2 separate regions of the Homo sapiens genome follow, and region 2 is linked to region 1. Evidence: chromatin loops called from intact Hi-C (ENCODE). Cell type or tissue: heart right ventricle. All regions are shown on one strand. Region 1 overlaps SHB (SH2 domain containing adaptor protein B). Region 2 overlaps SHB (SH2 domain containing adaptor protein B).

The links. Hi-C counts contacts between places; a loop is a spot of excess contacts. Peaks named below come from ENCODE experiments on the same cell type or tissue, not always from the same donor. Only the 100,000 strongest peaks of a DNase experiment are listed, where the experiment ranks them.
Region 2: it touches region 1 in a loop (6-fold over the local background); 21 of 110 quality-filtered maps call a loop at or near these places.

Annotation. Positions count from the first base shown.
Region 1 is chr9:37,983,621-37,986,120 of GRCh38, forward strand. The region is part of intron 2 of SHB (SH2 domain containing adaptor protein B); the gene reads right to left. Among named protein-coding and RNA genes, the nearest start is that of SLC25A51, 81 kb to the left of the region's middle. In heart right ventricle, a CTCF peak has its summit at 1,486 (motif pointing right); a DNase peak (open chromatin) is centred at 1,354; H3K27ac peaks cover 1,975 bases.
Region 2 is chr9:37,936,464-37,938,963 of GRCh38, forward strand. All of the region lies in intron 5 of SHB (SH2 domain containing adaptor protein B), which reads right to left. It also overlaps the pseudogene RNU7-124P. Among named protein-coding and RNA genes, the nearest start is that of SLC25A51, 34 kb to the left of the region's middle. In heart right ventricle, no CTCF peak of the experiment used is centred here; no DNase peak of the experiment used is centred here; H3K4me3 peaks cover 770 bases; H3K27ac peaks cover 2,500 bases.

The DNA of each region.
Region 1 (2,500 bases):
AATCATGGGGTAGCAAGCTAGGTAGAGTTGTATGGCTCTCCACTCCCAGGCCCTGCCACTACCTCTCAACCCAGGAAACCTCTATTCTGCCAGTGGTAGGCATGCCATCTGATCTCTCTCACATGGCTTTGCAGCCACCGGGGATCCGTGCCCGAGACGCCAGGGTTGCAGGTAGATTAGGCTCAGGGCCCCAGCGGTGTCAGGAAGGGCTGCATTACTGGAATGATGCACTTGCCACTTAGCGGGGCTGCCCCTCGCCAACCACCTGGAGGGAGGCAAAGCCCTGGGTCCAGGTGAACCGACAGGCATAGCAGCACTGTGTGCTGGGTGAAAACACCGATCCCACTAGAGTGCTTAGTCTGAATCCTGGCTCCAACAGGTGACCTGGGGCAAGTTACCTCAGTTTCTTCATCTCTAGAGGGGAGAAAACGGCACCCACTGGAGGAAGGATGTTACGAGGATTAAATGAATCCATATACGTCAAGTGTTTCGAACAGTGCCTGGTGCACAGAAGGCGTTTTGTGAATATTGCCATTTCAACGACCACTCCTGGGGGCTTCCTTGGAGCCCCATCTCCAAGACTCTTCCTCCTCCAAGGCTGTCTTTGCCCACAGAGCCACAGAAGGCCTGCTGACTGAAGCCTCACAGGCCAAAAATGCACTGGGAACGGGAGGGTCCCAATACCAACCTTTGAGCCTGTTGCCATTTCTGGGTCCACAACTCCCGAGGCCAGTGCCACTTTGATAATCTGACACCCCCACATAGGAGCCATACTCTAGGTCAGCTCTTGTACGTAACGTGAAACACACAGGGAAGGTCTCATGTATGTCTAGTCACCCCATTTTATAGATGGGGAAACTGAGGTCAGGGGAAGGGAAGAAAGTCACAGGGACTAGGCCCCAGGCTCCTTAACTCCTGGACCAGGGCTCTCCTGGCCTTTTCCAGACACTTTCTGACATTTTTTTTTTAAATCAGTCTGTCTTGTTTTTGGTCTTCTGGGGCCAGGGCGTCTATTGCAGTCAGGTCCCTGAGGTGTTAAAAGCACACCTGGCACCACGGAGTGAGCGATGAGCTCTGCGGGAGTGCCAGGCGGTTCTTCCTAATTAGACACGCCGCAAAACCAGCCAAGTTCCAGGTGCCACATCAAAAGGGAGGTGACTTTACCCCCATCTAAACCATTCAAACGTCTGCTGGAGAAGAATCCTCCCCCTAACCAGGGTGCTTCAACGTCTGAATTCAGGGGTCCCTCAGAGGCTGAGGGTGAGTGGCATGGAAGAGCAGGGCTGCAGGACGGCAAGGGCAAGGCAGGGCAGGGCAGCTCAGAGACGGAGCTGGAGCCACCCCAACCGTCACACGGCAGGAGGCCCCACCTCCTCCTCATCTATCTAGTCTAGTTTCCGGAGCTGTCTAGGAGCCAGGAGACTGACTAATTGGAGTTCTTCTGTCATCTCTTTTCCAGGCATGCACAGAAACACCCAACCAACAGAGGGTGGGCTCTGCGGAAGCAGGGCTGTGGGACAACAATGGTCACCTTAGGAGCAGAGCAGGGCCTATGGCTGCCTGGCTGAACCTGTACTGCCTGATCTTTTATGCTCAGCCTGAGGGCAAGGGAAAGGCCCAAGTCTGGAGTCAGGGTGCCTGGGTTTGCTCCCTTCCCTTGGTTGTCTGTACAAGGACAGGGTCTTCTCATGAGCCCCTCTGGCCTGAAGTACTCGAAGAGAGACAAAGCCTGCAAACCTGATGACGACCAATTGCTTTCATTGTGAGTAAAAAGGCCACGTGGACCTTGCCGTGCAGCTCTGCAATGATCCACAGTGTCCATTAGCCCTACCATCACTCTGCATCTTCCAGTGACTGCCTTTGCGTGCGGAGGCCTCTAAGCCGCTGCAGGCCTGCGTTCTGGCGCCATCCCCCGTGGAGACTCACTGAGGCGAGCTTGCTGCTCTGGGGGCCAAAAGCAGGGGGCGAGTGGGCCTCCCTTTAAAGGAGCCATGTCTACTTAGGAGACTGCTTTCTAAATCCTCGCCGACTGCAACATCCAACTTCATAGGCAAGTGGGGTGCCTGTTTTTCTTCCTCGAATACCCACTGAACCCCTACTATGTGCCACATTAGACCTGAGGCCAGATGCTGAGCACTAGATGCATTAGATGAGGGTCCTGCCTCCTAGGGAACTCATGGCTTAGCAGGAGAATCGGGACACCACCGTCTGTAAGCGCTGAGTTGGACAGCAGTGAGCGCCTGCCTGCGCCAGGCACTGTCCTGTGTCCTGGGCACTGGGAGTAAATTACTCCTCATCCTCAAAACAGAGAGGCAAGAGTTATACTGCATTTTATAATTCAGAAACTGAGGTTCAGACAGGAGCAGAGGCTAAGCCAGGACAAGCCTAGTTCTGCCTGGCTCCCAGCGTCCTAGAGTGGTGTATGTACCAGCAGCTTGATGGAGGCAGAAAGGAAATCTAGCCCTAGGATTCAGTAAAACTTCAGGGAGGATGTGGCATT
Region 2 (2,500 bases), 47 kb before region 1:
TTGCATGTTGTGATTACTTTTCTCCCAAATATAATCTCCAAACGTTTCCTGAGTACCTATCATGTGCCAGGCCCTCTGGGGTGTTGAGACCAAAAGACACATTCCCAAAGAACGCTCAGCCAAGAAAGGTTCCTAGCAGATGACAAATCATTTCACACTACAACCCTGAGGGTCAAAATCAGATGTTAGATGGCAAATTTAGAAAGCAAGGTCCCAGGGTTTATGTACCTAGATTTTTTTCCTGGGGGGTTTCTAGTAAAAACTGGAAAATCTGCTAGACAAATTCTAGAAGAGCTGTAACATTTTATGCACCTCAAACTGGAAACAAAAACTGGGTGACATTTTACAAAACAGAGAGAGGCTCTGTCACTTCCAAGGGAAAACTGAACAGCCAGCTACCCTAGCCAAGTTGGGACCTTAGGGAGGAAGGACACTGCATACGGCCTTTCCTCTAATCTCCAACTTAAATGTCCTTGTTGCTTAAATGTCCTGTTGCTTCCCCATAACTTCCCCAGTTTTCTCCTCTCAAACATCTTAACATCTGAAGTCCTCCTCAACTGGCCCCTCCTCCAGGAAGACTTCCAAGATGCCCCTAGTCAGACTTACTTTCTTTCTCCCTCGCTTTGTCTTCTGCCACACCTCTGTACATCACAGTACTTCCCTACTGTCCTGTCTCCTTGTCTGGACTGTGAGCTCAGAGGCTGACATGTCTTTGTCTCCTCACCCAGCTGACAGCCCAGGGCACGATAAGAGCTCAGTGGTGAAAGCCATGCTGCTGACTTGTCTATAAGCTCCGCCCTGAAAGCCTGTGCTTAAAACGTGGCAGGGTGATCTCCAAGCTGCCTGAGGCCATAAGCAGAGTGTGGATTTTCCAAAAGAAATGGCAAAAATAAAATTAAAATTAAAAAATGGTTTTAATTAAAGCATTTGGAATAAGCTAGCTTTGCCAAACCCAATTGTTTCTGATATTCCTCTTGGGTGAAATAATCTTTAAAAAGATAAGAAAAAAAAAAAAAGCAAAGCATTATTAAAAGTGGCAAACACTCGTGCTGGAAGGAGGATGGAGGCTGCTCACAGGGGAGCTTCCTAGAGAAGAGCAGGTGAAAGACATAGACCCGCGGATGGAACAGCCTCTGCTCCAACAGAGGGCAAGGGCGCCTGCGTGCGAGTGTGCCGCATACACAACAAAACCTCATTTTATAGCCCTAGCATTTGAACTGCGGGAGCGAAGACAAGGGCTATAAAATTTGACATCTGATTTTATAAATCTGCCTCAAGGACTGACAATGTCTGTGGAGAAAATGAGAGAAGAATATACAGTGCTTACGGGGCTCCAAAGGGTGATAACCCTGGGGTGGGAGCTGGGACTTCTGGGGGCTCTACCAGCAGCCTTCCAGAGGACCTCAGGAAGGTCCTCTTGCCTTCCTGTGCCTCAGTTGACCCCACCAGGGTCTTGACCTGGATGATTCAACTCCCTTTGGGCTCTGACTCCCCAAAAGTCTGGGGAACAGTCAGGCCCTGCCTTAACACTGGGATTTTACCACGTGAAGTTAGCTGCTTCAAGCCCCACCGAATGCCTCTAGGTAAGGGCCAATCATGTTTCCTGTGGGGCCTTTGTATCGCTTACCCAGCTATCAGTAAAATAAGCCCCTACAGCACAAAGGCTCTGCAAACCACCCTACCTGCATCTGTGCAGCCTCTCAGAGTTTACAAGAGCTTCCACTGCCATTGCAAATCTGGGCCTCAGGGCTCAGAGGCTGAGACGGGAAGTGACTCACTGGTGACCTCCTGGCTGGTAGGAATGGTGGGATTCAGGCTGTAATCCCCGGGCTCCTGATCACAGCCTTCCTCTCCATGCAGCCACCCTTTCACTGATAGCAGATGTGACGTCTGCAGCTGTCCTCGTGGCCTTCCCTGCAGCACCCTCTATGCCTTCTCCCAAGTCGCCAACCAACTCATTCCCAGATGGCTTTTGCAAAAATATTGTTAAATAATTCAAATTAACAAGATGTTAGAAATGTGATTGGAAAGAAATGTTTTTCTCATTTGGAGAGACCACCCAATGCCTCAGAAGGCAACTGTCCCGGGGCACGAGAGGTTTCCTGGAGACAGACGGGCAGTTGGAATGCTTCCCTGGTGGCGGAGCCGCACAGGCAGATTTATGTGGGCTGATACGAGACAATTAAAAACCGGCTGGAAATGTAATCGCGGCTGCTCAGATGCTGGAGAAGACCAAGGAGCTCCGGTAAAACAAAGGGCACTGCTCCATCCCTGGCTCAGACGGGAGACGCAGCAGTCCAGGGAGGGAACCCCAGCCTGTTGACGGGCACGTCTGGCACTGCCGGGTTGGGGGGTGGTGCACTGGGCCGTGAACTGGCAGAGTGAGGCAGAATGAGAGCAGGCACCTCTTGCCTCTGCGTTTTAGGCAGCATTGGGAAGGGGGAAGCTGAGCTGCAGGGAGTCTGTTTTCCTGGTCTTTTCCAGGTCTACGTTGCAGCCG